3 separate regions of the Homo sapiens genome follow, and all the other regions are linked to region 1. The links are chromatin loops, found by intact Hi-C in ENCODE. Cell type or tissue: heart right ventricle. All regions are shown on one strand. Each heading gives the region's core, and the rest is flanking DNA. Links, peaks and the distances in the headings are about the cores only. Region 1 overlaps IBTK (inhibitor of Bruton tyrosine kinase). Region 2 overlaps LINC02542 (long intergenic non-protein coding RNA 2542). Region 3 overlaps LINC02542 (long intergenic non-protein coding RNA 2542).

Region 1 (11,146 bases), core at 836-8,835:
GTACCAGGAAATGGGGAGGGAGCAGAAACAACATAACTGAACAGAAAGGTAACTCAAACTACAGTACGGAGAGGATACAAGTAATACATTCTACTCAATACCATACTATTCCCAATTTCTTAACATTCTCTTATTCTCTTTTTTTTTTTTTTTTTTTGAGACAGAGTCTCACTGTGTCGCCCCGGCTGGAGTACAGTGGCATGATCGCGGCTCAATGCAATCTCTGCCTCCCAGGTTCAAACGATTCTCCTGTCCTAGCTTCATGAGTAGCTGGCATCACAGGCATGCGCCACCATGCCCAGCTAAGTTTTGTATTTTTAGTAAAGACAGGGTTTTGCCATGTTGGCTAGGCTGGTCTTGAACTCCTGACCTCAGATGATCCACCCGCCTCAGTCTCCCAGAGTGCTGGGATTATAGGCATGAGCCACTGCACTCAGCCTTAATGTTTTCAATGCTAAGCAGCAACTTAGCTTTGGAGGCCCATAACTTATCAATTAACCTTACTTGGGACTGTCTAGAAGTGGTAAATCTGAAATATGGTTGCCTTCTGGTCCTGGGGTACCATGGGTAGAGCATCTGCAAAACAAATGCCAAAATTAAAGATTAAAGCTTCTAGTAATATTAGTCAAACTGCTTATTAATAGATACAGAGGAAGAATTGTAAACTCCTGACTCCAGAGGCAAATTAAATGAGTGCAGTCAAGCTTACCTTTAAAATTATAAGTAAACAAAATAATCTATATTTATAAAACCTTCTGTATAAAATATCATAGAGAAAGATACTGCAAGAAATAGCCTATTTCTAATAATAAATATATATATACACACACCAGATAAACCAATAATCTCTAAATCAGATAATTAACAGCCGAATTTTGTAAGGAACTAATATACTTTATGAGCAAAGGATTACAGATAGGACAGAAATATAAAATATGATCTTTACCTTCTAAGAATTCACAAGCTAGTTGAGGAAACAACATACAAAATGACATATAAAATAACAGAACAGAATTTAAGACAGTATAACAAATTGAGTCACACTGGCTATAACAACTATAAAAATCACAATATTTAATCATTTGAGAGGGCCTCATGGATGGAATGAACTTGAGAAGATAATAAAAAAGAGGTATATGATGAAAGCAGTAAGAAGCATTCCAGTAAGGAGAAAAACTTAAAAAGGTACAATACAGATGGACCTAATTATGGAATTTTACAGCTAGAAAGGTCCCTAGAGATTATCTAGATTGCTCCAATGCTCTCTTTCAGCAATGAGAAAACTGAGGACTAGACAGGTTTAACAACACAAAGTCAAACAGAGAGTAAATTAACAGGACCTAAAATATTGACTTCGTGATTCATTTATACACATTTATTGAGCATGTCAGGATTACTGTAGGTGCTAAAAATCAGGCTGATTAAAACCCAATCTTCTCCCCTCAAAAAATTCTGATGGGGAAGATTTAAAAATATACTTAAGCAATGATAAAACAATGTATAAAGTACTATGGATGCACAGAAGAAAAAATACAATATGGAAGATTGTATATACTGATGGCTTCACTGAGGAAATGACATTAAAGCTGAGGAGACGTACAATTAGAAAGAATTTTGGTTGTACAAATACATGGACCTAAAAAAGATTTCAGTTATTTAAGTAAAGGCAGGCTGTTCTCTTCAATAAGCAAAGAATGCCTGAATTCAGGGTAAGGAAGAAACTTAAAGAGAAATAAAGTTTAAAAGAAACAATAGAGCCAGAGTACAAAATGCACTGAAAGCTAAAATGTTTAGCCCTAATGTGTGGGCAAACAAATTTACTAAAAGCCTAAGTACTTCATGTGTATTATCCCATTTAATCTTTGCAATACCCTGTGAAGAAAGCATATATTAACTATTATAGAGATTAAAAAACAAACTCAAAGAATATTATATAATTTGTCTGATTAACAAGTTAGATAAGTAGCAGAGAGATAACAAAAATCTGGTCTTTTTGATTTAGAGTACAGTGTTTTTTCCATGATCACACAGCTACCTTTATTTTTACTATTCCCCTTATTCTGGAATATATTCCACTTCAAATGTCTTCTCACTCTTTTACAGTTGGCTCAAATGTCACCTTCTCTCTCCTCCTACAAAACTTCAATCATTATGATAAAGCATCACACACTGTTATTATTGTTTACATGTCAATCTTAACTGCTAGACTAGTCTCTTGGGGAACAGGACTGTGTTTCATTCATCTTTGTATCTCAGTGTCCACCAGAATACTTGGAAATAGTCGTTTATGAAAAATTAATTAGAAAATTAACGACTGAAACAGAAACTCAAAGGGTATTTTTTTAGTATACGATAATGAAAAGCAGAGGTTTTTAGGTTCTTTATTGCTTTAAATTACTGATAACTTTTCTTAGAGATATAAGTACTGAATTACAAACTGATATAAGCCTTGTAGTAAGCCTGCATGATAGGTATTACTACTCTCATTTCCATATTATGAAACTGAGGTACAGAAAGACTCAGAAAGAGCTGTATAATGTTATACTGAATCTCAAATATGTTTCCTAAGACTACAATTCCATAACTTTTTCCACTCATGATGTTTCAACGGATAATTTCATTAATTACAAATTTATCCAATGTGGAGTCTGTCAAAATTTCTTCTTAAAATGAACCAAATTTGTCAAATAAAATAGAGCTATGATTAAACAAATATCAAAAACATTCTAAACTTTCAAATAATAAATATAGCATTATTGAGTTTTCAACATTAGCAACATAGAAGTAGATATCGCAAGAGACAATCTGTAGAAAATTTAGCCTTCTGAAAATAAACAGCAACATAAAAAGGTTAACTGAAATTTTCCTTAAAAGATTTTTGTTCTGGCCAGGTGCAGTGGCTCACGCCTGTAATCCCAGCACTTTGGGAGGCCGAGGCAGGCGGATCACCTGAGGTCAGGAGTTCGAGACCACCCTGACCAACATGGAGAAATCCCATCTCTACTAAAAATACAAAATTAGCCAGGCTTGGTGGCGCATACCTGTAATCCCAGCTACTAGGGTGGCGGAGGCAGGAGAATCGCTTGAACCCAGGAGGCAGAGGTTGCGGTGAGCTGAGATCAAGCCATTGCACTCCAGCCTGGGCAACAAGAACGAAACTCCATCTCAAAAAAAAAAAAAGATTTTTGTTCAAACCAAAAAACATTAATATTGTCACATTTACACTTTAAAGGAACTAAATTATTCTTTGCTCAGTTGGCCTTAAAAAAATTGTACTGGCTTAATTAGAAAGATTTTTATATCAGATTGGAGCTGATATAATCACAGAATAATTTTTTTCTCACAAGTAGTTTTTTTCACTAATTAGAAACACAAGCTCAGCTGGGCACAGTGGCTCACACCTGGAATCCCAGCACTTTGGGAGGCTGTGGGCAGATCACCTGAGGTCAGGAGTTCGAGACTAGCCTGGCCAACATGGCAAAACCCTGTCTGTATTAAAAATATAAAAATCAGCCAGGCATGGTGGCAGGCGCCTGTAGTCCCAGCTACTGGGGAGGCTGAGGCTAGAGAATCACTTGAACCTGGGAGGCAGAGGTTGCAGTGAGCGGAGATCACGCCATTGCACTCCATCCTGGGTGACAAGAGCGAGAGTCCGTCTCAAAAAAAAAAAAAAAAAAAGAAACACAAGCTTACATTTTCTTTCCAGAATTACATAAGGGGACATTTCAGTGAAAGGAAAATGAGAAATAAAAGCACATGAAATAAAAAAGAATACCTAAGTAACAATAAACAAATAAAAATTGTACAAATTGCTCACTTTTAGATGTTAACACCCTCAAACAACATTGTCATTCTTGCCCTAACCTTGGAAAAAAATCACATTTTCTAGAACTAAAACAAGAATGTATAATTTGTGGAATTTCCTGAGATGAGTCCCCCACCCCTGGCACCCTAACTCCCCAAAGGACCATAAGCATTCCTATCTTCTTAACTCCCACGATTTCCTCTGTTTATACTGCCCCATCTTCTCTTATTTCTTCTTTTAAAAATCCCATCCTGTATTCAAAAGCTTATGACAATGAAAGGAATCAAGAATTAAGTGATCTCTTTTTTTCTAATGTTTTTCACATGCTTATAAATATAATAATAAAATATTTGGAAATGAATATAAAAAGTGCTTATGAACTGACCCAGCTCAAGCCCTTCTTCTGCAATGAAGTCTTCCTGACAACACCAGCCCATGCTCAGTTTTTCTTCTCAGAACCACTCATTTGGTACTTCATCATATTGTAATCTCTTTAATACTTCCATATTGTATCGTAATTTCTTTTTGTTTTGTTGTTGTTGTTGTTGTTGTTGTTTTTGGAGACAGAGTCTCACTCTGTCGCTCAGGCTGGAGTGCGGTGACGTGATCCTGGCTCACTGCAACTTCCACCTCCTGGGTTCAAGCAATTCTCCTGCCTCAGCCTCCCTAGTAGCTAAATTACAGACATGCACCACTATGCCTGGCTAGCTTATTTATTTATTTACTTATTTATTTCTCTTTTTATTTATTTATTTATTTTTTGAGATGGAGTTTCACTCTTGTTGCCCAGGCTGGAGTGCAATGGCACAATCTCGGCTCACCACAACCTCCGCCTCCTGGGTTCAAGCAATTTTCCTTCCTTAGCCTCCCAAGTAGCTGGGATTACAGGCATGTGCCACCCCTGGCCCGGCTAATTTTATATTTTTAGTAGAGATAGGGTTTCTCCATGTTGGTCAGGCTGGTCTTGAAGTCCCGACCTCAGGTGATTTGCCTGCCTCGGCCTCCCAAAGTGCTGAGATTACAGGCATGAGCCACCACGCCCGGCCTAATTTTTGTATTTTTAGTAGAGACAAGGTTTCCCCATGTTGGCCAGGCTTGTCTCAAACTCCTGGCCTCATGTGATCCGCCCACATCAGCCCCACAAAGTGCTGGGATTACAGGCATGAGCCACAGCGCCTGGCCCTTGTATCGTAATTTCATTCTTATTCTGTCATTTAACTTCCATGTATGTATATTAATATTTATCAACTAGATTTCAGACACATTAAAGGCTGCACCTATACATTCTACTTTTATATATACCCAACACAGGCCAGTACCAGGTAGCCCATAATTTGCAAATTAATGAATATTTTAGTTTGTCTGTAATGTTTAATATTTCCTTTTTAAAAAAGCATACTTATTATGTTTTCTATGATGGAAAAAAACCCTGAAACTCAAAGCTATCTGTCTTCTTTCTCAGAATCACTAGCAGTGATAGCCAAAGCTATTTAAAACATTAACTCCCATACCAAAAATACTGAAGCTATGGATATATCATACTGTCATAAACTCCATTGAGTCAAACTTCCAAAGCAGTATAACAGGGCACACTTATAATTAAGAGCCCTGATGTTATAGCACACTCTAGTGATCAACTATGAAACCACAGATCCATATTTTAAGTTCCATGACAAATCGTTATATATCTAAAGACTTTTTTTTAAGTTTCAATGAATATTAATATTTAAAATATAAAAATACAAAACTTATCTTAATTTTCATACCTTTAAATTGATATATCTAAGACATGCAATATAACTCACTACATTAGAAACAAATGTTACTTGAAACAGGGTTACAATTTCAATTAATTTACTCATTCATTCACCAGACTCACTGAGCACCCAATACATGCCAGAAGCTAATATGAACACTGGTAGTAAAATGATGAGCAAAGACAAACATCCTCCTTGCTCTCATTGAACATATAATTAAACATACAAACATGAAAATACTTAGAGTAGACAAATATTAAAGAATCACACTAATAAATATGGAACGTACAATAAAAAAGAAGTACTATGAGAACAAACAACAGCAAACTGCCCCAGTAAGTCAGACTTCTCCAAAGAATATAACTGAATAGATATTGAAAGAAGAGTCAGAGTCGTCAGTCTGTCAAAGAGTAAGGAGGTGGAAAGAAGGAAAGTGCATTTGAGAACTAAGAGAAGGCCAAGATGACTAGAATACAGAGATCAGGTTACAAAATCAAGTTAAAGACAGTTGGCAGGAGCCAGACTATGTAGGCCTTGAAGGCCATGTTAAGAATGCTATAGCTTTTCTCTTAAAAGCAGTAAACTCCAAATTTTAAAAAAGAACATACTGGCTTAATATATTTGGAGTAAAGAAAGGCAAGACCAGTCAGGAGGGTAACTCTGGTGGCCCAGGTGAAGTATCACACCAGACTGACTCAGAGGTGATAGCACTGGAGATAAAATTTAGTATATGGATTTGAGAAATATTTAAGAGATAAAAGTGGAATGCTCTAACAGTAGACTGAATATTTGTGAAGAAAATGGAAGTGCCAAAGACACAAATTCTTCCTATTTACTGAGGAAGAAGATTCCGAAAAAACAGGCTGTTCTATGTTTTGTCTATATTTTTGTTTGATTTTGGTTTTATGAGATGGGTATGAGGAAAACATTAAGTTTAGTTTTGGACATGAAGTTTGTGGTCTTTCTGAACATCCAGATAGAATGGTAGGGTCAATAAGAGATAATTAAGTCTAAAGTTCAGATGATAGATATGGGCAAGAGATATAAATTTTGAGACTTTAGTACATGTCTGACGACTGAACATATGCTCATTAAATGGATAGTGTAGAAAGAATATAAAGTGAAATAAGACGACGACCAGTAATTGAACTTCAAGTATGATGAGTCACATAAAAAGTGGATGGTGTTGGCAATACAAAGGTCACTGTTGAACTTAGCCTGTACTGGTACTGTTTCAGTTTAGTAATGGGGCTGGGAGATAGAATCAATTACGGACTGATTGGGAGGTGACAACTCTTTTGAGAAATCTGGCTGTGAAGTGGATGGAGAATTGGTAATGATAGGACAACTGATAGAAGAAAGTGTGCCCAGACCACATGAGAGACCTGAGCACATTCAAAACCAGAGGGGAAGAATCTAGTTAAAAGGAAAATGTTGAATCTTACACAAGAAAGGAAAGGGGTAATTAATAGTTTTCAGGCTTCTGAAATGGGAAGCATTAAGATAAAAGCACAGGTATTGGCCTAAGATAGGAGAGATAACTCTTCTATGACAAAACAAGAAAGGAGGATAGTTCTATATAGGCAGGGGCTAATTTGTTCACCATAGGCAGGGGCTAATTTGTTCACCACTGCAACTCTAGTACTTAGCATAATGTTTGACACAAAGCTCATAATCAATAAATGTTTGATAGACAATTTTAAGACTATGTACCTAGTTTTATATTTATAAGCCTATCATAATTATAATTGTAATTTATAAATATGCAAAAAGGCTTAATCTGCTTCATATGTTAGTATTCCATTTAAGGTTTTTTTATTTTGTTTTGTTTTGTTTTTTGAGACGGGGTCTCCCTCTGTCACTCAGGCTGGAGTGCAGTGGCACAATCATGGCTAACTGCAGCCTTTACCTCCCAGGCTCAAGCAATCCTCCCACCCAGCCTCCTGAATAGCTGGGACTACGTGCACATGCCACCAAGCCGAGCTAATTTATTTTTCTTGCTATTTTTTGTAGAGACAGGGTTTCATCATGTTGCCAGGCTGGTCTTGAACCCCTGGACTCAAGTGATCTGCCCACCTCGGCCTCCCAAAGTGCTAGGATTACAGGCATTAAGCCACTGAACTCAGCCTAAGATTTTAATTTTAAAATAGTATTTTAATGCTAGAAGTATTAGACAAGTTAGGGAGATGACTTCAGATATTTTTTGCTCTTTGATTTTCTGTATTGCAAGAAAACGGCTCAAGAACTTTCCGCCTAAATCTAAGTATCTGTAAAAAAGAAGACAGTCACAATAGTAACAATAAAAATATGCCTAAACATTTAATCTAAATCAGGAGTTTCCAAACATTGTTGTCAGAAGACTTTGATAGTTCCTCAGGACAGGTAAAGTGACATTAAACTAGTATAGCTCCCAGTCTCTGTTCCTTGCTTCAGTCAGAAAAGTTTATATTATCTGTTTGATGCACTTGAATTGGACATAACATATCTTACTTATTTTGTTTTGTTTTGTCTGAGACCAGGTCTCACTCTGTCACCCATGCTGGAGTGCAGTGGTTTGATCACAGCTCACTGAAAATACTGCTTTTAAATTATAGATAGATTTTGATGTTTCATGTAGGCATTTAAAATATGAAACTTTTTTTTAAATACATTGGACTTTCTAAAGCAGTATCAAAAATAGCTAGGCCAGGTGTGGCGGCTCATGCCTGTAATCCTAGAACTTTGGGAGGCTGAGGTAGAAGAACTGCTTGAGGCCAGGGGTTTGAGACCAGCCTGGGCAACATAATGAGACCCCCATCTCTACTTTCATGAAAATTAAAATTAAAAAATAGCTAGAGAAAAAATTGCAAATACCTAAAGGTCCATCAACAGATGCACAGATAAACACATTGATGTGGTATACCCATACAATGAAATACTATTCAGTAGTGAAACAGAATCAATGGATACCCATAACAGCATGAATAAATCTCAAAATAATTATGCTGAGTAAAAGAAGACAGATTTTACAATGGGTACATACTGCACGACCCTGCTGATATAAAACTCTAAAATGTACAAGCTAATCTTTATTGGTAGATTAGTAGCTGCTTGGGAGGGGGAAACAGAAGGAAGAGAGGAAGGGATTACAAAGGGACATGACAAAACATCTGAAAATGATGCTTATGTTCACTATTTTGAATGTTGTGTTGGTGTCATAGGTGTATATATACGCTGAAACTACAGAATGTATACTTTAAATATACGCAATTGATTTTAAGTCAATTATATCTCCGTAACCGTTTCAATTTTTTTTAAGTGGGGAAGGAATTTAAACATGCTAATTTTAATTCTGAATGTAAAAGAGTGTACAAAAAATCTGCCTCATAAAGTTTTAAGGATTATTTCAGAACATAAAACCACCACAGAATATTTTAAGGTAGAAAATGTATTAGTTTTAAGTTTGTTTTATTACCTGACAATTTTTGGTGCCTGAGAATTTTCAATTCCTTTAAAAGAAACTTTTTTGACATGATCGCCTGAACTATGGCTAGTAACAGACTTTTTTTCTTCTAGTAAGAAATCCCGGAATGACTTGGATGAAACTGAATGCAGAGAAGATGCCCTGCAAAAGAAAGCAAAGATCATGTTAAAACATCCATTTTGTAAAAGGGCATTGCTGGAAGTTATAAGAGAACAATAAGAACGTATACCAAAAATTTTACAATATACAATTGCAGTTTTCAATGTGATGTTGGATTCTTGCTGCCAATTGTGAAATATCCAAAACTATTCCATAAGAAAAACCAATCAATGAAGACCAAGTCTAGAGATAACTCAGATGTTAAAATTAGCAATATTAAAATAGCTATTACAATTATGCATCAGATAACAACAACAAAAGCTCATTAAAAATAGGTAAGTTCGGCAAAAGAAAAGAAACTATTAAAAAAAGAGCAAAATGAAAATTCAAGAATTTTTAATATATTTTTAAAAATTCACTGTATAGATGGAAGAGTCGGTAAACTTGAAGATAAACCAAAAGAAATTTTTGAATCTGAAAAACAAAAAAGAGAAGTTGAAGAAAATTATTCCATAGTGAGTTATAAGATAAAATCAAAAGGTCTGCCATATGTGTTAACTGAAGTCCCAGAAATAAAGAAGAGAGATACGGCAGAGAAAAAGAAACAATGGCCAAAATTTTCCCAAATTTGGTGGAAGATATAAATTTAAAGACTCCAGAATTTTGGCAAACCCCAAAAAAGATAAAACAAAGAAAACCATATTTAGGCACATAATAAATAAACAGCTGAAAACCAAAGCTAAACAGAAAATCTTGACAGCAGCCATAGAAACACAACACAGAATGAAAATGAGTAGCTTGTTATTTGAAACAATGAAGCCCAAAAGACGATGGAAAGGAATCTTTAATATGATGAAAGAGGTAGAGAATGTCAATCCAGAATTCTATATCTGAGTAATCTTGAAAGTAGGTCCTCTTCAAGTCATGCCTTGAAATGACTATAGCCCTGGCCAAACCTTGACTGCAGCACTGTGGAAGATCCTGAGTCAGAGGCATTCAGCTGAGATTCCTGACCCAAAGGAATTATGATAATAAATGTTGGTTGTTTTAAGCTGTTGTTCAAGTATAATCTGTTATGAAGCAATAAATAACTAATACAAGATATTACAGAAATTAAAAGGGTAATAAAGAAATCTTATAGAGCCAGGTACAGTGGCTCATGCCTGTAATCCCAACACTTTGGAAGGCCAAGGCAGGTGGATCGCTTGAGCCCAGGAGTTTGAGACCAGCCTGGCCAACATGATGAAACTCCGTCTCTACTAAAAATACAAAAATTAGCTGGGCATGGTGGCACACACCTGTAATCCCAGCTACTCAGGAGGCTGAGGCATGAGAATTGCTTGAACCTGTGAGTCAGAGGTTGCAGTGAGCCGAGACAGGGCCGCTGCATTCCAGGCTGGGTGACAGAGCAGGACTCTGACTCAAAAAATGAAAAACAAAACAGAGAAAAAAAAAAGATAGAAATGTTATAAACAACTTAACACAAATAAATTTGACAATTTACATGGAATAGACAAATATCTTTTTTAAAAAACTAAATTACTGAAAATAACAGAAAGTCTATATAGACTATATCTATTTTAAAAATTGAATTAATCTCACTAGGTTTTTTAACTGCAAAAATTGACAAACTGATTCTAAAATTTACATGAGAATAAAATATCCCAGATTAGCCAAAGCATTCTTTTAAAAAAAATAGAAAGTTGGAAGAAGACAAAACCAATTATGGTAATCAGGATAGTATAAGCTAGGTCTGAATGTATTTCCTCCAAAACTCATGTTGAAATGTAAATGTCACTGTGATTGTATTGTGAGATGAGACCTTTAAGAGGTGTTTAAGTTATGAGGGTGCCTCACAAACTGACTAATGCCATTATCACTGAGAATGGTTAACCCTTTTTGCTGTCTCTCACCCTGCTGGCATATGCCTTCCACTATGCTATGAAGCAGGAACAAGGCTCCTGCCAGATGCCAGCACCTTGATATTGGACATCCCAGCCTCTAGAACTGTGAGCCAATAAA
Region 2 (11,146 bases), core at 1,826-9,825, 140 kb before region 1:
GCAATAGCCAATCCAAAGTTTTCTTGCATAATTAATATATTTGGTAGTCTTGAGAAAAAACTTTTTCCATGAGGAACTTGCTTTGAAGGCAGACCTTCACTGCCAGGTCTCCTGAGAGACTCGTTTTTTCTAGCTCTCACTATCACTATCTCTGACTCATCTCTCAAGTTTAAGGGAAAACATTCTTAGATGAGGAGGGGGAAGTGGGGGTTGCAACAAAATATTTGAGTGTCTCCAAATGTCTCCTATAATTAGAGCATCACATGACTTTGCTAAAGCTCAGATTTGAAAACCCTAGCTCTGGGCTTCATCCTGGAGAGGAAGAGAATAGGTAAGTTGTAGGGGCAGCCTGCCGCTGAGAGAAAGTACTTCAAATGACCCATCAGTGGTCCCTGAGGTCAGGAAACATTGTTATCCTTGAGACAAAGTAGTAATTTACCCTTGAGAGGAGCAGAGAAAAAGTTGTGGGCAATGTAGAGTGAGGAGTGAGTTTCCTCACTCAATGTAGAGTGAGTGAGATGAGAAGGGAAAGATTATCTCAACACTTTAGAAAATGACTAGAAAATACCAAACAAGCTTAGGTGGCCTTCCTAAGCCCCTTCAAAAATAACTCCCACTAAATTGGCTAACAATGGAAACAAATAATGTCCAAAAGAACAAGCTTTTATTGATTTGGACTCTTGGGTGAAAAGCATTTGGGGGAAACAAATCGACTCTAATCCTGCAGTGATAAAATATCATAATCTTTGACTTTTTGCAATTCATCATTTTTTCTTTTCATTTTTAAATTATTTATTTAATTATTTAGAGACAGAGTCTTGCTCTGTCACCCAGGCTAGAACTCAGTGGCACAATCATACCTCACCACTTACCACCATGCCTGGCTACTTTGTTATTGTTGCTGTTGTTGTTGTTGAGATAGGGTCTTGTTATGTTGCCCATGCTGGTCTCAAACTCCTGGCCTCAAGCAATCTTCCTACCTTAGCCTCCCAAAATGCTAAGATTACAGACATGAGCCACCGCACCTGGCCAATTATTTTAATCTTTCAAATTCTAACGCCTCAACACCTCAATATTAAGTTGATCAAAGCTTAAGATGGGTGGGATGCTAATTATTTTCTCTAGTTTGTTAAATATAACCCACACTTCTAACCCACAATCCTAACAGAGAATTCTACTTCATACCACTGAGCAGTAGGATGTTCCTGGGATGCTGGTTCAATTTGCCAGTATCCTCAGCTGAGAATGAGTCTCTTCACCAAAGGTCAGAGAGAATTCAAGCAGTCTCTGCCAGGTGAAATGACAGAAGACTGGCTAAGAACAATGCAATATGCCTTGGTGCTGGCAATGCAGCCTGCCTCTGCCTCTGGAGACCCCATCACCAGGGTTGATGCAACTTCAACATTGGATAAATTATATAGAAGAAAAATAAATAGCTTCTCCTTTGGGTCTGAGATTTTCAGATTTTTCCTGTAAAAACATTTTACTGTTCTATAAACAGTCTCCTATGGCCCTGGTTTTATTTTAATTACATATATCCATCTTTATTTTTTTCTTCTACCAAACCTGGGCAGTACACTATTGCACATTTAAAAGAAACCACATTCTTGGAATGAAATACCCTGAAATAGCATCTCCATGTTTCTTTGGACTGATATTCACAGCTTCCACATACATGAGTTTAGAATTTCTCTTGGCCATTGGGCAGCTTTGAGGAGGTTGGGAGGAGAGCCCATCTTTCTTCTGCAGGTCTCATAGGTTTTTGACCTACTTATTGCCCTTGAGTGAGACCAGGTGCCAGGAAAATTTTCTTGGAGTTCTGATCTACTTCCCGTCAAAACACAAAAGATTCTTATATTACATTTGTAAGTCATAAGAAGATTCATATTGGAGGCCAAGATTCCAATTATGAAATGAAAAGCTCTGTCCTCTCGAATTTGATTTTATATATGAAAACTTTACATATACACATATATAAGCACACACATACATATATGTAAGGATGTAATGATTTTAACATAACTCCTCAGAGGCAACTATAAGAAATGTTTGATGAATGTATTATTCTTATGTAATCAGAAGATTCTCTTAGTGTAACAGCTACTGAATGGAGTAGTAATTGTACAGAAAAGCCTTTCAGTGACAGACCCTTAGTGGGGCAAAATCCTGGAGAACACATCACAGAGGGTTGCAGCAGTCAACTATGAGGACCCCTATGAAACACAGCACCAGTGGCATAGGTTAGAGTAAACTTTTACATTCTCAAATGACTTTGGAAGAATGTACAACTTTGAGCTGTGATATTGTTGTACTTCTGGAAAGATGCCACTTCTAAGTGATAGCCATGGCCCTCCCACAGGAGACAGCCTGTGTCTCCCAGACCACCACAATTATGCCTCGCCTCTCCTGGACTCTGCCCATAGCATAGGTCAAGATGCCACTACCCACTTACAGCACTCTCTCCTTTAGTGTCCCAAGGGAATGTTCAATACTGCATATGTGAATTTTGGTGAAATGCACTAGAAAAAAAAAAGCAGCATGATTCAGAAATAGTGAAGCAATAAAGCCCAATGTATAGTCAGTATTTTTCAGGGGTTCCATATATATGAATATTTCAGAGAATAATTAATTTATTTAAGTATCAAAATGCTTTTAAACATGATGAATTTGGTGAAATGGAATCTAAAGTGCTATTACACTCTTTATTGCTTTCTCAATTCCTAAGCTTAACTTTACCATTATTAATAAATTGGCATTATTATTTTCTATGGTTAAGAACACAATCTAGAGCCGTGTTCATTTCCTACTAATCTCTTTGCCCTATCCTTACTCCAGTTCAGCCAAAATGAACCATTCCACAGTCCCCTTTACATTCCTCACTCTTGGCATTTGCAGCCCTTATTCAGGCATATTTGTTGATTGAATCTCTCTGGTTCTCATTTCCACAAACCAAGCTCTTCCCGTCTTTCCTGGACCAGCTGCTTTAGGAGGACTCCTATGAATCCCTTCTCTATTCAGCCTCTGAAAATAATATTTCCCTAAATAGATGCTATCTTTTAAATTTTTCATATTGACATTTATCACTTATTGTTACTTACTAATGTGAGTATAAGTTGTTTAGTGCTGTAGCTATATTTTATATACTCTAACTTACCCAATTGTGCCTTAAAACAGTGTCTGGAAAAAATAGATAATTTTATAAAAATACGTTTAACACATTTGTAGAATGAATTTATACTTAGGGTTCTGGCTAGCCAAAACTGAAATTTGACACAGCTGGCAGGTGAACCTAAGTGAACCTCACCCTACTCCTAGCCCAAACTCCTTCATATCTATTCTACAATCGTTAACCTAACTAAGGGTTAAAAGTCTCCTTGAAAAAAATACTCAAACCATGTCCACAATTGGAATTTATGCCTTACTTCTGGTGCATGAAATGAATAGTAGATGAATAAACTAAGTTGGGTGAGAAATCAGGCCTAATCTGCCTTAATTCTGGTGCATTTTCATAGAGCACATCACTTTATCTTAGAGTATCCTTTACTCCTCAGCCTCAGGAGTAAGGACATAGGTGATTGCAAAGATCAGCAGGGAGCTGAATTCTGGAGCCTAGGAGAGATGATGGCCACTGTGCCCGCTCAGCTCTCAGCTGCAACAGCATCCTTACTCCTCAGGCTTCAGCTCAGGGGGAGATTAAAAAAAAATTGTGGAAAAGGATTCTCAGCATGGTAAAGACAAGGACAGAAATGCTGGAGCATCTCAGGCTCATTGCATTCCTAGACTGGCACAGGGAACTAGAAATGATCCACACAGATCATGAACTCACAGAGGACACCTCGCAGTGTGTCCTGGAAACAGGAATGGGATTCTCACGGGAATAGAGTTCCTACATGAAAAAAAAAAATGGCTGCCATTAGCTAGTAAATTTGGTTTTATTGTTTAATCTGTCATCATTTTGTCTGAGACTAGATGTGGAACCATTTGGAAAATGAATGAATGAATAATCACACTTAGTAAAACTGAATTCTTAGAAAATAGGTTTTTTCCCATAGTAGATGTTAAATATTTTAGTAAAGTTTAACAGAAAGATATTTAAAATTAGAGAACATCAGAACCAGGGAGCTTAGTAAGTAACCAATCTAAACCCCTTGCTTTGCTGGTGAGAGAACTTTCCAGTCCTATGGCTAGTTGTCAACCAATGGCATCAAGATCGGTAACAAGACCTGCTGACTCCCAGTAGTGTAGCTTTCTCTGTATGTACCAGAACAGACATTCTCTAAAGCATGATGTGAAAATCAGTTTCCCTTGGAGTCAAACTGGAGCCATGAGATACATGCATACTGAAGGGAATCAGGTTTGAGCCCCAGTGGCCAATTCAAGCCAATCAGCCTTAACGGCTCCTACAAACGGACAAGTCAAGTATTTTCCATTCCCAGTAAAAGAAAGTTAGAACTACATAGTATCTCAAAACATTTGATCTTTTCTTTAATAGAAGCCACAGCAAAAAGCATGCTGCCCTTAAATCATCACAACTCAGAGAAAAATGAATTTGAATTGCATGGACTTTGAGAGGCTTTTATTTCTAGGATTTTTTTTTTTAATTAAGGGGAAAAAGAAAAAACAGAAAAGGAAATCTGTGGATAGCAATAGCAAAAGGATAAATTTATCTGGAAATTTTCACTTGGCAACTGAAATTCTGCTTGGAAATCAGAATTTTTTTTAATTACAAAGGAAATTTAGTTGTAGTGACAGTCTTTCATACATCCAATAAATATGTATTAAGGGCCAACATCCTTCCAGGAACTGTGCTAGAGATGGAAAAAATCGCAAGAACCTAATGGAGCTAAGCCCAGGCATATGGAGGCGGACAGCATGGAGGGCTTCTCGTTGCTGAGTCTTTAGGGACAACAGTTGTTAACTACATGAAGCCTGAGTTGAAGGGTATTGCAGACAGAGGCAAAAGAGAGCACATTGTTCCAGGAACGGAAAGAAGCCCAGTGAGCCTGGAATGCTGAGCGTGGGAAAGAGGTGGGGTGACAAAGGAGGCTGGAGGGTAGAGGAAAGACCACCTTGGGAATTTGAGCTGGGTCCAAGGGTAAAGACCTATCAGAACTATCAAGAAATTCTTATATGATCTGATTCGTATTTTCAAAATAATCAACATTAAATGGCTTTTAGTCTAAGCACATAAGATGCTCGGTTAAACTTAGAGATACTGTTTTTCACCTATCAGATTGGCAAAAAGAAAAAAGTTTGAGAGGGGTGAAGAAACAGGCATTTTCACACATTTCTGGCAGGAGTAATATCAATTTGGTAATATATATTAAAATTAAAAACACACATACCTTTCACCTAGCAGTCCCAGTTCTCGAGCTCTGTCTTGCAGTTATGTTCACACTCACGTAGACTGACATATGTACAACTTTATTCATTTCAGCATTGTTTCTAGTAGCAAACTACCGGAAACATTAAATACCCACTAAAAGCAGGTTGGCTACATTGTCAGCACAATATGATACACTTGCACTTAAAAAACAAAAAAGAACTTCCATAAATGGAAAGGTCACCAAGATACAACACATATTTTTAAAGTACAAAACAATGTGTACAGCATGGTATCTTTATGTAAAAGGGGAAGACATATTAATATATTTTATTGGATATGTATATAACATTTATGGGATAACACACACACACGAAATCCTCACCATCATTGTCTGTGTGGAGAGAAACTGAGTGGCTAGGAGATAGGGGTGCAGGGATCCTTTCTGGTGGATGCCATCTTTTACGATCTTTGCCCAAAGTGTTTCTAGGAGTGATGTAAGCAAAGCCAAGGCAGAGTGGGTTGAGGACTGGACTGATTAGGAAGTGATGGCCATGAGACCACTTTCAGGAAGTCTGGTTGTGGAAAGGGACAGCAATAGGGCAGGGCTTAGGGTGAGCTGAAGGAACAATGTCAGACTGAGAAAAGTCTCTTTTTGACTGAGAAACAGACACAAAATTATTTATAAATACAGACATAGAGAGAAACAAACGTGAACGATATAGGATAAAGAAGGCAATATTGAAATAAAGAAAGGGAGGAAATGGAAATACTACGAACTTCCAAACAAGCGCAAGTCCAAGGATTATAGCTTTCCTTTTTTCTTTCCTTTTTATCTGCCCTCAATTGGCTTTAGAATCATGGTTTGTACCAAGCAGGACTCACGAAATGTTTTTTTACCCTTTCATATCATGCTGCCTGAGCTCATGCTTTGGGGTAACTTCCTTCATTTGTTACCATATGGCACATCCAAAAAGATATGCTATAGCAGACACTGCATGCCTGAATCAAAGCAAGATCCAAGTGGCATACACTTACCTGGATAGTGTATGCAATAATTCTACAAGCCCTACAGCCCTCACTGTCCCTAGAGGGGCAGAGAATGTCAGTCCTCCCTGTTCCTCCTTGGCCTCTTCGGACTGCCCAGTCTTGAGTCTCTGGCTGCTGGTGAATCCTCCACCAAGGGCAGTGCTTCCAGCACGACCAGACCCCCACTCAGTATGCAGGACTATACAGTATACAAGACTATACAGTATACAGGACTGAGTGTGGGTCTGGACCTGCTGGAAGCATAGCCCTTGGCAGGACACAGCCCCACTGTCTAAGTTTCCAGTGCTTTCTATGCCCCAGCATAGAAATTCCTAAGTTTTCAGTGTTTTCTATGCCCCACCATTCCAACCCTCTTTCTGGCATTTTCTAAGTGAAAAATTTGTCTCACACTCCCCCTAGTGACAGCCTCAGGAAACCTTTTCATGGCCTAAAGCACAGCTCATTGACAGCAAAAAGAGCCAGCCCTGAATGCTGCTGATTGTAGGAATGGGCACCTCATTTCCCCACTCCCCACCTGACACATATGCTGCTGCTGTTTTCCGTGATTAGAAAGAAATATTCGGCAAACCCAATATCTAGAAATTAACAGACTGAAGGGAATGAGTGTCTGTCACAGAGTAAACAAGCTCTTCCTTGTTTTGTGAGAAGAAAAGTGTTAGAAGCAGGAAGACTGTATACATAAAAAAGGAGAAAGGGGGAATGTGGAATATGATAGATCTGTCCCAGTCTGCACTAGTGATCCCAAAGTCAAGGCAGTGAAATCACAGCCACACTTAGAGGCTCAACTTGAGAAGACAGACATCTCAAGGTTTAGTGAACTAAGACAGGGAGGAAATGGAAAAATTTCCTGTGGAAATTTCCTCCCTTTCTTAATCTGCAATACCCTTCATCCCAGTACCTGTGGAACAGGCGGCTGAAGGATGCCATGATGGCAGCCAGTAAATGTTTGAAGGGCTGAAATGTGGAAGATTAAACTTCCTTTGTTTAGAGCAACTCCAAATCAGTGGTTCTGAACCATCTGAGGGTCAGTTTGCGAATTGATGAATCTATGGCCTTTCTCTGTAGAAAAATGTAATTTCTTATTACATGGAGAGTCACAGAAAAAAAAAAAACATTAATGGCCAATAAACACAAAAAGAGATGCTCAATTTCCCTTAGAAATTCAGGCCAAAGTAACAGGGATCTACCATTTTCTAATCTGTCAATTTGGAAAAGATTCAAAAATTTAACAATACAAAGTACACTTGACCCTTGAACAACATGGGTTTAAACTGTGCAGTTGCACTTATATGTGAATTTTCTTCTGCCTCTGCCACCCCTAAAATGGCAGGACCAACCCCTCCTCTTCCTCAGCCTACTCACCATGAAGATGATGAGGATGAAGGCCTTTATGATGATCTACTTCTTAATGAATTGTTACTAAATTTCTACTTATGATTTTCTTAATAACATTTTCTTTACTCTGGCTTACCTTACTGTAAGAATATAGTATATAGTACATATAATATACAAAATTTGTGTTAATTGATTATGTTATCAGTAAGGCTTCCGGTCAACAGTAGTCTATTAGTAAAATTTTGGGGGAGTCAAAAGTTACAGGTGGATTTTCAACCGCATGTGGGTCAGCACCCCTAATCTCTGCATTGTTCAAGGACCAACTCTATTGTTACGAGTGTGGAAAAACAGGTACACTTATGCTATTGATGCATTATAAACCAGTGCCATCTTTTCAGAGAATGCTCCATACGTTAAGATCTCCCCCATGCCATAGCTTTAGTTCACCTCTAGGCCTATGGTTTTCCAATGTAAATCAGCCATTTAGCTCAGATCCATTTTTAATATTTAAACATAAATAATCAACTGTCAGCTTGACATCTTTACCTGACTGTCTCAAAAATTCTTGAAATCCATCCATGTTCAAGACAGAACTCAAAACTCTCACAAAGTTGGTCTCCTGATAGCATTCCATGGTGGTATGTAGCAACTCCATCCATCTAGTTGCTGTAGTTGGAAATCTCAGCAACTTGTGGGCATTTCCCTCTAACTACTTCTCCCCACTTCCCATGTCACTACACCATTTAAGCAATCACTTCTCATCTGGGTGACTGTAATAATTTCCTAGCTTGTGTCCTAACACTCACTCTGCTCCTCTGATGGCTATCGTCATTGCAGTCAGAGTGACCTTTTCAAAACTCAAATCTAAGTTTACCAATCCGTATGCTTAAAGTCCTGCCATTGCTTTTAAGATAAAGACAAAAATCCTAAACACAATCTGCCAACCCTACACAGACTCATTTCTAACTACCTTTCCAGCCTCCTCTACCTGCTTCTTTCCTTCATTCTCACACTGTAGCACTCTAGCTTCTTTCTCTTCCTTTGAAGTTTTTTTTTTCTTTTTCCTGCTACAGGGCCTTTTTATATGTTTCTTTTGTCTAAAGTGATCTCCCTCTCTTCATCTAGTTAAGACTTATTCAGGACATAATCTCAGTTCCCTGGAGAAGGCTCCTGTCTCCCCAGTTCAGCTCTATGTTCTTTTCTTACTTGTATATGAAATCATGGGACGATGTCTTTTTCTTCATGGCACTTACAGCAATTTGTAATGATGCCTAATCTATGTGACTATTTTAGTTCTATCTTTTCTATTACCAAACCATAATCTTCATGTCAGCAGAGACTTTCTATTTTCCAGTATATGCTACTTATCTTGAAATAGTGAGAGATGGGCCCTGTGTATGTATGTGTTTGCTTGCATGTGTGTGTGTGCCAGAAAATACCCAAAAGTGTTAACAGTGGTTATCTCTAGGTGATGCACGTTAAACTTTTTATTTTTTCTGCATTTTGTATATGTTATGCAATAGGTCTGCATTTATTTATAACCAGACAAAATCAATAATAATTGTACTGTTAAAAGCCTTCATTAACTGAATTTCAGAGGAAATGCCTACCAGCTACCTACACCAAAAATAAGTGGACCACAAAGGATTACCAGAAAAAGTAAGAAAAATTAGCATCATGAAAGAGAGTGTCTAAGATAAAATAACTAGCTATGGAGTAAACAACAGGACAGAAGAGGTATTTTTTTTTTTAAATCTCAATTGGTATCTTCAGAGACATTTGAGGAATATCATTTTTATAACTGGTATGAAAAAGAGGGCAATCAGAAAACAAGGTATTTATCTAATTAAAAATATATTTGAGGCCAGGCATGGTGGCTCACGCCTGTAATCCCAGCACTTTGGTTGGCCAAGGCATGTGGGTCACCTGAGGTCAGGAGTTCAAGACCAGCCTGGCCAACATGGTAAAATCCCATCTCTACTGAAAAATAAATAAATAAATACAAAAATTAGCCAGGCATGGTGGTGCTCACCTGTAATCCTAGCTACTTGGGAGCCTGAGGCAGGAGAATTGCTTGAATCTGAGAGGTGGAGGTTGCAGTGAGCTGAGTTTGCACTGCTGCACTCCAGCCTGGGCAACAAAGCAAGACTCTGTCTCAAAAATAAAAATAAAAATATATTTGCATAAGGGCAGTGAAAAAGCTGCATAATAAAATCTATAAATCTGAAGTCAGTGAGCAGAAAGAGAAATAAAGGCAGTCTCCCAAAACAGAAAAAATTTAAAGAAATGGGAAATATGAAGATAAGTTTAAAAACATAGAAAACAGTCCAGGTGATCTAACCTATGTCCAAAAAGTGCTTAAGAAAGATGCTGTAGGAACTATATAGAAGAGTGGTTGAGGGGGGGAAAAGAAGGGAAGAAACAGAGAGGAAAGAAGGAAGGAAGGAAAGAATATAACAGTAATATAAATATTGGCAATGTGAAAACACTACAATAAATAAAATCAGGTCAAGGGAAGTGAGAAGTGTAAGTACACTAAAACTTTCATTTCTGTGGGAGTTAATAGATGCTGTGAATCTATAAATCAAAACACAGTCCTTCAACTACCAGAAAAAAACTGAAAATAATAATATAACCAACACATTTAGGAAATCAAGAAAGAAAAATAGAATTGTTTAAATTTATTTTAATCCCTCATCTTATAAATCACTGGGTTAATGCATGTGGTCTAAAGTTGATAAATTGGGAACTTAAAATTATAATGTCAATTCCAGAAAAAGTAAAAGACAATGGGACTACTTCTGGGGAGTAGGACTAACTTAACAGGAAGTAGTAAGGAAGAGATCTTTACTTCTAATTTTATACATTTCAATATCTTGTAATTTATCTGTGCATATGTATACATGCATTATTTCCAAAATGTTTTTTAAAAGTTAAAGTAATTTGAGAGTCTATGAATGCTGTCTTTGAGTCCAGCAATGCCTCTAAAAGATTGTATAATGAAGCACTTGGTGAAGTCTAGCTCCTTTCAGAATTGACTTCACCAAGTGCTAACATTAATGTGCTAGCTTTTACCAAATATTGCTTTGAAAAACCATAAAAAATATTTTCTTGTTTACTGTAAAACTTGTTGAGGACATCATTAATGACATGAATCATCATTCACTGTATAGGGGTCCTTGAGTGAATCTCTTCATGTCAGTGCTAAAATGAAGCTTGCTTCTGCTCAAGAATTGTTTTGCTCTCTCCTTGGTTATGTTCACCTTTTTCACCAAGAGTGAAACTTGAAGCCCTACCCCAGTGTATTAGTCTGTTCTCACACTGCTGGTAAAGACAACCTGGGACTGGGTGATTTATAAAGAAAAAGAGTTTAATGGACTTACAGTGCCACGTGGCTGGGGAGGCCTCACAATCATGGTGGAAGGCAAAAGGCATATC
Region 3 (11,146 bases), core at 887-8,886, 100 kb before region 1:
AACAGCAGCACCAGGGAACTAGACCTCATTATATTTTTATTAGCACAGTAACTCTTTTAAACAAGCAATATCCTAAATTGGATAATTACCTCCCACATTGCTTTCCCCTTGACTTTGGAACTAAACACAGGCTCTTTCTCAATTAGCATTCTGAGCTTTGAGTCAAGTTCCTTATGTGCAGTTACCCAGCTGCTGCACAACTACTCAGATGTTGCATGAAGCCCTTCCTAAATATAGCTTTTTAAACACATTCAGGATCCTTCAGGAAAAAATAAATTAGTATAAGCTTTCACTGGCAAGAATCAAAATCCACCCCTTAGAACTTATTTTTAAAAACCAATTATAAATAAGTCAAATAAGCAAAATTTTATTAAGACTAGATTTCAAGCTGCCAACCTGGCCAAGGTAAAAAGATAATCAGGTAATAAAATCTGATCCAAGTTCATTATGTAGCATCCTTATCCAGGAATATCTTATTACCGAGTAAACGTAATTTGGTAATAAAATGTTAAGCATGAAATAAGGTACATTGGGGAAAAAATCTGCTCGTGTTTTGCATTTAAATATTTCAGTATTTAAATGGAAACCAAAAAAAGCAGAAATATTCTGAAGCAAAAACAGAACTGGAATTTCCATTTCCCATCCACATCATAAATGAGATCATTCCACAGCAATGACTCCTTGCACATCACTTGGAAATGAGCGCACTCAGACAGAACCTGTGGTCTGGGCCCAAGGCACTGAAAACCCATACTGGCTTCTGAAGGATTCATTACACACATGCACACATACACACAGAAGGTGGATTTTCAGCTCTACCAGAAGTCGTATAACCTATGGCTAAGTCTCTATAAAATTTATGAATAAACAACTAAAGTAGCTTCAGGCAAAAGTGGCAGAAACCATTGCTGTTTGTATACCACTTTGGAAATAAATTTCATTCACTGGGAAAGTTAACATGTGATGCTTTGACAACATCAGAAATAATACTTAATAACTTAGAAATCTTCTGGCATACAGTCCAATATCCCCAAAAGAATTAACATCCGAGTCCATTTCTTCAAATCTGAATTCAGAGGGCCCTCAAGCTGCCCATATGACTTCTGTCCAAGCATGGAACTCACATTTGTGCAGTCATATCTGAACAAGTCACCAACCTGGCATGGCTGTTCTTCATTGGCCTGTCACTTACAAGAGATGTGTTATCAAAGACTGTCAAACTACTTCCCACCTTCAGGACAGAGTGCCAGCTTGCAGAGGAATTAGCAGATGGGGAGATGGGTTAGGGTACAGAGGTAGATGGCACTGCTGCGCAAATAGAAATATCAGAGGGAACTCACAGCAGATAAACAAAGGAGAAAAAAAGCCAGACTAATCCTTTCAGCAGTCAATAAGAAGCATGGTTTGCCCTGACGACTGAGCCCTGTGGGAGGTGAGTGTTCACACAGTAGAAGCAGCCTACTCCTGTCTAGCACCACCTGCGCTGTCTGCCCCATGGTCAATGGTGCCTGTAAGAGAGGATGTAGTCCTGGGCCTCCTCGTAGTGACCAACTCCAGTCCACTGCCCTTGGCACAGCTAAAGCTACACACATCCTATGGCTTGTTCGCTGACTCCCAAACTCATCTGAAGTTTGAAAGAAAAGAAATATTGCCACAATATTTACACAACCCAGTGATTGTTTCCTCCAGAATAACATTTTTAAAAAGATATTCCAGATAACCTATGGAGATGAGTCTGAGGAAGATTAAAGAAATAGAGGCTGGACAGGGTGGGGAACATCACACCGGCGCCTGTTGTGGGGTGGGGGACTGGGGGAGGGATAGCATTAGGAGATATACCTAATGTAAATGACAAGTTGATGGATGCAGCACACCAACATGACGTATGTATACATATGTAACAAACCTGCACGTCGTGCACATGTACCCTAGAACTTAAAGTATAATTTAAAAAAAAAAAAAGAGAGAAATAGAGGTTGGGCGCGGTGGCTCACACCTGTAATCCCAGCAGTTTGGGAGGCCGAGGAGGGCAGATCACCTGAGGTTGGGAGTTTGGGACCAGCCTGACCAACATGGAGAAACCCCATCTATACTAAAAATACAAAATTAGCTGGGTGTGGTGGCGCATGCCTGTAATCCCAACTACTCAGGAGGCTGAGGCAGGAGAATCCCTTGAACTCGGGAGGCGGAGGTTGCAGTGAGCCAAGATTGCGCCATTGCACTCCAGCCTGGGCAACAAGAGCGAAACTCCATCTCAAAAAAAAAAGGAAGAAAAAACCATTATACCTCTTAAGCTGAGGGAAGGGAAGAAGAAATAGAAAGGGAGAGAAGTTGTTAAGAGGGAAAAAGTAAATTAAATGAAAGGAATGGTAGGTAACTTTGGAAATTATTTCTTCAAATTCTTAGGTTTCTTTCTAGCATTTCCTGTCAGCTGTCTGGCTCTCTATCAGGGAAAAGGAAAACCTCCTAATTCTATTCTCGTGGGAATTTGAATTGTAAGTAGGAGAAATAACAATGGCCCACAGGCCAAAGAAGGAAATGGTAAAATTCCTAAATGACTACAGTTGAAAGATCAAGAACAGTGTAAAATATTTGTGTTTTTCCAGTTTTCTGTGTGCTGATGCACAAGATGCATCTCTGCACCATGAAGTATTCCTGATGAATTGATATGAAGTAGCACCACGCCACTCTGGCAACATTACATATCTATTAAGTGCTATTGCTAAACCATAAACACTGCACATGCAGTAGCGTTTGGGAGTTTAGAGCTTGGTTCTCCTGCCAGCCAGACTGCACTTAAACACAAGCTCTTCTCTCTCCACATCACCCTGGAAAGTGATTTAAACACTGTGAGCCTCAGTTTCCTCATCTAGGAAATAGAAATAATAACAGTACTTTCTTCAAAAAGTTGTGTGGATTAGCTAAAGTAGTATATTTAAAGTATCTGGAATAGCACCTGGTATGAAGCACACAATATATGCTAGCTATTATTATCACTATCATTATACCAGTAATAGCTATGTTACTTTCAGGTGTAAATAGGAATTTTTTATACTTTAAAATAGATTTTCTTAAGTTCAATGGGAAATTAATCATCCAGATAAATATATGACATAGAAAATTATCACGAAAATAATCAGATATTTTACTTTCCTTTTTATTCCACAATTCAAATATATACATTCTATATTGGTCAATTATGTATGTATTTATTATAAAAATATAACAAAGTAGATAGTATATTTGTATGATTTAATTATATGTATAGTTTTGATTTTATATTGTGAGCCTATAGATCCTAGTGGAGTTGACTGAAAAGGAGACATGTAAATTGGCTGAGAAATGGCAATAAACAGACAGTTGCAGAGCTGAGGTTAAGAATAGCTCCATTTGGCCAGGCACGGTGGCTTATGCCTATAATCTCAGCACTTTGGGAGGTCGAGGCAGGTGGATCACCTAAGGTCAGGAGTTTGAGAACAACCTGGACAACATGGTGAAACCTCGTCTCTACTAAAAAAAAAAAAAAAAAAAAATTAGCTGGGCATGGTGGCACATGCCTGTAATCCCAGCTACTCGGGAGAGTGAGACTCCATCTCCAAAAAAAAAAAAAAAAAAAAAAAAAAAGAATAGCTCCAGCTTTTTGCCATTCTATTTAAAAAAAGGAACAAAACAAAGTTAGTGGGATCTGTTATTTTGCCTGGCAAGCATTAGACAATTACATGGGTGAATGAATGAGTGAATGAATGAATAAAATTAGTTGTCCCAGTTTGTTTTCAGGCTTTCCTACTGATATTATTTCCCTCCATTCCATTCTTTAATTTTCCTTCTCAAATATCGGCTTACATATTATCTTAAGGAAACTAACACAGGAACAGAAAATCAAATACTGCATGTTCTCACTTATAAGTGGGAGCTAAATATTGAGCACACATGGACACAAAGAAGGGAGCAACAGACACCAGGGCATACTTGAGGGTGGAGGTGGGGAGGAGGGAGAAGATCAAAAAACTACCTCTCAGGTACTACACACTTACTACCTGGATGACAAAATAATCTGTACACCAAACCCCCGTGACATGCAATTTACCTGTATAATGAACCTGCATATGTATGCCTGAACCTAAAATAAAAGTTTTTAAAAAGGTTCACATGTGAAAAGCAAAAGCTTTTGAATTGATCACAAAACAAATAATATAAGAAAAAATATATGTTCACTTGTTTCATAAAATAACCCTCGCTTTCCTCAAACTCTTATTTTTTCCATCCCATCCAATATGCTTGGCATAATTCTCTCCCATGCCTCTTTTTTCCCCAATGATTACCTCAATTCTCTCACAAAACTTAAGTTTAAAGTGTTTTCCTACCTACCATAATCATAATCAGTACACAATTCCCACCCTGGAATAAAGGATGAAATAAATGTGAGAAAACATCATGCAGTGATCACTCTGTTCATCTGTTTTCTTAGGATTTAGGCTCCAGCAGCTCTGAGACCAGGTCTTCTGAAATTGTGAATGCTCAATAAACATGATTTGGAACAGTCTTGCTTTGAGGACTACAGCGCTCTGTGTGACTATCCTTACTCCAGGTTACCACTGCCTGGATGAGGCTTACTCCTCTTTATATTTCCACTTGTTTCTGTTTTTCTGTTTTCTTACAGACTACAGTCAGGGCCAGAAATATCCTCAGTCTACCCTTTACTCAGCTAAGGGTGTCTCCTCCCTTCTTCATTTTGCTTGCTATTAAACAGAGCTTTTTATAGTGCCCAGAGGGTGTCAGCCTTCTCAGATGAATTACTTTTCCTGAAAAAGAAAAAAGAGGAAATAAAATAATAAAATGATTCATGATCTTGACCCTTGGGACTGGAAAGTAATGTCTCACTGAGTGAAAAGGCAGCACAAAACTCTAGAGAAACTGCAGTTTATATTTCAGTTCATACCTGTTAACTTTCCAGCAGTTGGTGGAAATTATTGCAAAGGAACAAGAAAGAATTTGGCCATGGTGTATGGAAATAACAATAAAAAACTATAAATAAAAACGTAAGGAAAGCAATCATTGCTAGTCCAGCTACTGTTAGCATTCAGTTATTGGTTCATTTATTCATTCAGGATATAATAATCTCTCAGAAAAGTTTATTCCAAAACATCACTCCTAATAACTCCCTTGTCATCTTATTTATGTGAAGTGGACTTATTAATCCTAGCACTAAAAGACAAAAATGTGAAAGTAAAAATAGAGTAAACCAGAGTGTAAGAACGAGGTCAAATTATTTTACCAATTTGAATATAAAAATTATTCAAGATTGGTCAGGGGCTGTGGCTCATGCCTGTAATCCCAGCACTTTGGGAGGCTGAGGTGGGTGGATCGTTTGCAGTTCCTAGGATGGGAGTTCGAGACCAGCCTGAGCAACATGGCAAACCCCATCTCCACTAAAAATACAAAAATTATCCGGGCGTGGTGGCACGTGCCTGTAGTCCCAGCTATGGGACGCTGAGGCATGAGAATCACTGGAACCCAGGAGGTGGGTGTTGCAGTGAGCAGAGATTGCACCACTGCACTCCAGCCTTGGCGACAGAATAAGACTCTGTCTCAAAAATAAATAATTTTTAAATATATATATATATATATATATGTTAAAGATTAATTGAATAAGAAATGGGAAAAATTGAAAAGACTAAGTCGAGTCACTCCTTTTTTTTAATTTTAAGTATGTCACACTATTTCAATTAAAAAATTGTACTTATTTTAAATATAGCTTACCTTTATATTGTATGTTTAGAATTTTACCCCTTTGTTCATTTACAAATAAACATTTATTAAATATCCACTCTGGACTAGGCAATGAAGTAAATAAAACAATTTCTCACCGCAATGAGCTCATATTTTAGAAGAGAAACAAGTAAACAAAAATATAATAAAATATGTAAAGCATAATAATAAAGACTTCACAAGATCAGAGATGGCTCAACAAAGGATAGGATAACTCTCAGGGGAGTTAATGGACAAAAATGAATAGAACGTATCAGTCAGCCTTGGTAGTGAAGAAAATTCTGGGAAGGAAATGAACCATATGCATAAAGCCATGGACACATGAGCTAACATGAAGTATCCTAAGAACTGCAAGCCATGTGAAATAGTTGGAGCATGTGGGAAGGAGGTAGATGATGAGGTTGCAGAGCATGCCAGGGCCATGGTCACAAACAGTTCAAATGCACTGTTAGGAAACAGCCAGCTCCATGGGCATGGGACTTATGCAACTGCACAGGGCCCCACATTTAGAAGCACTCTATACTTAGTTTACTGCTCTGCTATTACTATCTTGAAGGTTTTACTTTTTGAACAAGAGGCCCTGCACTTTTATTTTGTACTGGGTCCCACAATCTATGGCCCTCCTCATGTTAAAGATTTTTATTTTATTTTATTTTATTTTATTTTATTTTATTTTATTTATTTTATTTTATTTTATTTTATTTTAATTTTTTTTTGAGACAGAGTCTTACTCTGTCACCCAGGCTGAAGTGCAGTGGTGCGATCTCTGGTGGAGATCGCTGCAACCTCCACCTCCCAGGTTCAAGCGATTCCTATGCCTCACCCTCCCAAGTAGCTGGGACTACAGGTGTGTGCCAGCATACCTGGATAATTTTTGTATTTTTAGTAGAGATGGGGTTTTGCTGTGTTATTCAGGCTGGTCTTGAACTCCTGACCTCAAGTGATCCACTTGCCTTGGCCTCCCAAAGTGCTGGGATTACAGGCATGAGCCACCATGCCCAGCCAAAGATTTTAAATAGTAAGTATTTCCGGAAAAAAAAATGAACAACAAAACCTAATCCTCCTTAGACTATTTGTGACTGTTTGACTTTAACCAGTGTCAATCACTACAGATGAATGCCAATGATTCTCTAAAGAAGGAAGATAAATTTCTAAAAGACTGCTCCTGACCAAACTAATTGAGGAAACCAGCTAGTTGAGTGTGTTTCTTGGCCTTCATGCTGATTCTTGCTCACACTCAGGTTTGAAAATATCCTCCAGTTCAGTACTCTACAAACTTCTAAATATTTTCTGGGATTATCTTTATAAAAACACATCTGTTAAAGAGCACACATAAAATCATTCAGCATTCCATTTGAGAATAAAACATACATTTTGTTCTCAGCCTCCTAACTCAACCCACTTTCCACTTTCCACTTAGAATCTTAAGCAACAACACATAAAGTTATAGATGAACTTTTGTTTACAATGTTGTACAATGGTTTACATTATTGTTTATCTATGGAACAACAAGTTGTGAACTTGCTGAAACTATTCAAAATTCATTTACCTTCTCCTATTTTAACAATGAAAGTCCTCAGTCCAAGAAACAATGCTTAATTCACCCCAGATGTCATTTTAAAATGACTACAAAACACTGCTGAAAGAAATCAGAGGTGACACAAATGGAAAAACATTCCATGTTCATGGGTTGGAAGAATCAATACCATAAAAATGGCCCTACTACCCAAAGCAACTTACAGATTCAGTGCTATTCCTATCAAACTACCAACGTCATTCTTCACAGAATTAGAAAAATCTATTCTAAAATTCATATGGAACCAAAAAAGAGCCTAAATAACGAAAGCAATCCTAAACAAAACAAAAAAAAAAACAAAGCCAGAGGCATCACACTACTCAACTTCAAACTATACTATAAAGCCACAGCAACCAAACCAGCATGGTACTGGTACAAAAACAGACACAGAAACCAATGGAACTGAATAGAAAACTCAGAAATAAAGCTGCACACCTAAAACCATCTGATCTTTGATAAGGCAGACAAAAACAAGCAATGGGGAAAGGACTCCCTATTCAGTAAATGGTGCTAAAATAACTGACTAGTCATATGCAGAAAATGAAATTGGACTCCTACCTTCCACCACGTACAAAAATTAATTCAAAATGGATTGAAGATTTAAATGTAAGACCTCAAACTATAAAAATTCTGGAAGACAGCTGGGCACAGTGGCTCATGCCCGTAATCCCAGCACTTTGGGAGGCTGAGGTTGGTGGATTACCTGAGGTCAGGAGTTCAAGACCAGCCTGCCCAACAGGGCACAACCCCATCTCTACTAAAAATACAAAAAATTAGCCAGATGTGGTAGCAGGCTACCTAATCCTGGCTACTCGGAAGGCTGAGGCAGGAGAATCGCTTGAACCCGGGAGGTGGAGGTTGCAGTGAGCCAAGATCACACGCCACTGCACTCCAGCCTGGGTGACAAGAGTGAAATTCTACCTCAAAATAAAATAAAATTCTGGAAGACAACCTAGAAATAGTCTAGTTGACATAGCCTTGGCAAAGAATTTTTGGCTAAGTTCCCAAAAGCAATTGCAACAAAAACAAAAAATAGACAACTGCAGCCTAGTTAAACTAAAGAGGTTCTGCACAGCAAAAGAAACTATCAACAGAGTAAACAGACAATCTACAGAATGGAAGAAGATGTTCATAAACTCTGCATCTGACAAAAGCCTAATATCCAGAATCTACAGGGAACTTAAACAATTCAACAAACAAACAACAAATAACCCCATTTTAAAAATGGGCAAAGGACAACAGACACTTCTCAAAAGAAGACATACATACCAGTGGCCAACAAACATGAAAAAATGCTCAGCATCACTAATCAGAGAAATGCAAATCAAAACCACAGTGAGATACCATCTCACACTAGTCAGAATGGCTACTATTAAAAAATTAAAAAACAACAGATGCTGGCCAGGCTGCTGAGATAAGAGAACGCTTATACCTTGTAATGTATACACTTATACCTTGAAATGTAAATTAGTCCAGCCTGTGTGAAAAACACCTGGAGACTTTTCAAAGAACTTAAACAGAGCTACCCTGCAATCCCATTACTGGGTATATATCCAAAAGAAACAAATTGTTCTACAAAAATATACACACACTTGTATGTCCATCACTGCACTATTCACAATAGCAAAGACATGGACTCACCCAGGTGTCCATCAATGGTAGATGGGCTAAAGAAAATGTATATTTTCTTATATGCCATGGAATACTATACACTATGGAATATTAAGCAGCTGTTAAAAAGAATGAAATTATGTCCTTTGCAGAAACATGGATGGAGCAGAAGGCCAAAATCCTAAGCAAATTAATGCAAAAACAGAAAACCAAATACTGCATGTTCTCATTTATAAGTGGGAGCTAAGCAATGAGCACACATAGACATAAATATGGGAAAAATAGACACCAAACTACTAGACCCTACTAAAGGGTAGAGTGGGGAGAGTGGGTTAAGAAACTACCTATGGGGTACTATGCTCACCACCAGGGTGATGGGATTGGTATTCTAAACCTCAGCATCACACAATGTACCCAGGTAATAAACCTGCCCATATACCCCCTGTATCTAAAGTAAAAGTTAAAATTTTTTTTAAATGAATGAATCCATTCCCAATGTTTCCTTTTATTTGAAATATCACATTTATTCAACTCACCCTCTGATTCAGTAAAAATATATCATTTCTCTATATGTATTATTCTCAGCAATTTTTCCACCACAACCCTAGATCAACAAAGATGGTGTTTTAATTTTTCATTTTCTTTGGTTTTTAATTGAAATATAAAAGGTATAAAGTGCACAAATCTTAAGCATACATATTTATATCATGTATACACACATACACACACATATACACACGCTAATGTAATCACCAGGCAGATCAAGATAAAAATATTTCTAACACCCCAGAAAGATGTTTCTTATCCCTTCTGAGTCAATACTTCCCCAGAGTTAACCACTTCTTCTGACTTCTATTACCATAGAATAATCTTTCCTACTCTTGAACTTCATAAAAATGGAATTTGGATACATTTTATTCATTAATATGTCTGTGCAGTTTCTTCCTGTTGTTTATAGCAGTAGTTTATTCTTTTTGATTGCTGTATAATTTATTAATTTGTCCATTGTGCTGTTAATGGATATTTGTATTATTGAGCCCAGTTTTGAATACCCAGGCACTGTTCAAGACTATGCAGGTAAAAGGAGCATAAGGCAAGGTTCTTGATGCCAGGAACTTATAACCTAGATAAAGCATAATGAAAATACATATGAAAACCTGGCTACAACTTAACAGTCTACACACTATGCTATCTTCAGTATCTTGTGTCTTCAGCTCTGAGGCATGCATACATCTTGTCAAAAACATTCCAACATATCATTCCCTGTTGTCTTTCTTCCTTCAATCCACTCTCCACTTCACCTCTCCAATGCACATACACACATACACACATCTGAATATCAAATGTACTTTGAAATAATAACAGATTCTCTTCAGAAGAGAGTGCAATGTGTTCTTTAAAATTTACTCTGTGTCCCAGGTTTAGTGCGGTGCACTTTAAAAGCTATTGATTGTTAAATGCAGAATTATTGGTCAATCTTTCAAAAGACTACTTAATTTTCTGCTTTTAAAAGATAAAACATGCCATTTTGAATTAATATAGGAACTATACACAGAAATCAGCAGAAATCTAGTTGCTGTCAAGTTTATACACAAATGTCATAAAACAAATATTTTCTAAATACGTAATTTTCAATGTCTATAATTTAAACCACTCAGCATATGCAATGTGACCTAAAGTGGATTACTTAAGCTAAACTGTAACCTGAGTGTTATCCAGATTAAATGACATACTGGTGTTCTATTCAGGAAGCCCATACTCCAAAGTTTGTGCTAAGAGAGCTGTTCCTTTTTTCTTGATCAGTAACCAATGCTTTGCTAATTTGAATATGCAATATCAGAAATAGATGTCTCTAAGGGGTCTGTTAACTAATAAGTGGTCTATTAATAAGTTTATTATTAACATGAAGTAAGACTTTGACTCTCTTGATGGAACTTTTAAAATGTAAATTGACTAAAATTATTTTAGAGACATTCTCTACCTTTAAATTAACCAAATAAAGAACCCAAGTGTTGGCCGAGCATGGTGGCTTATGTCTATAATCCCAGCATTTTGGAAGGCCAAGATGGGAGGATCACTTGAGGCCAGCAGTTCAAGACCAGCCTGGTCAACATAGCAAGACCCCGTCTCTATTGTAATTTATTTTAATTTATAAAAAAAGAACCCAAGGAGGCCTGCACCCTGCACCTT

What was found. A loop is a pair of places that touch in the nucleus more often than their neighbours do. Peaks named below come from ENCODE experiments on the same cell type or tissue, not always from the same donor. Only the 100,000 strongest peaks of a DNase experiment are listed, where the experiment ranks them.
Region 2: it touches region 1 in a loop (2.6-fold over the local background); 4 of 110 quality-filtered maps call a loop at or near these places.
Region 3: it touches region 1 in a loop (2.1-fold over the local background); 19 of 110 quality-filtered maps call a loop at or near these places.

Annotation. Positions count from the first base shown.
Region 1 is chr6:82,172,863-82,184,008 of GRCh38, forward strand. IBTK (inhibitor of Bruton tyrosine kinase) reads right to left here. Exons shown (of 29, transcript NM_015525.4): 26 at 9,017-9,166; 27 at 505-576. Among named protein-coding and RNA genes, the nearest start is that of IBTK, 69 kb to the right of the region's middle. In heart right ventricle, for the core only: CTCF peaks have their summits at 5,422 and 5,625; no DNase peak of the experiment used is centred there; H3K27ac peaks cover 2,056 bases.
Region 2 is chr6:82,033,980-82,045,125 of GRCh38, forward strand. All of the region lies in intron 3 of LINC02542 (long intergenic non-protein coding RNA 2542), which reads right to left. All of the region lies in intron 2 of LOC107986617 (a long non-coding RNA gene), which reads left to right. Among named protein-coding and RNA genes, the nearest start is that of LINC02542, 62 kb to the right of the region's middle. In heart right ventricle, for the core only: CTCF peaks have their summits at 6,773 and 6,977; a DNase peak (open chromatin) is centred at 6,774; H3K27ac peaks cover 960 bases.
Region 3 is chr6:82,072,267-82,083,412 of GRCh38, forward strand. The region is part of intron 1 of LINC02542 (long intergenic non-protein coding RNA 2542); the gene reads right to left. The region is part of intron 3 of LOC107986617 (a long non-coding RNA gene); the gene reads left to right. Among named protein-coding and RNA genes, the nearest start is that of LINC02542, 24 kb to the right of the region's middle. In heart right ventricle, for the core only: a CTCF peak has its summit at 4,764; no DNase peak of the experiment used is centred there.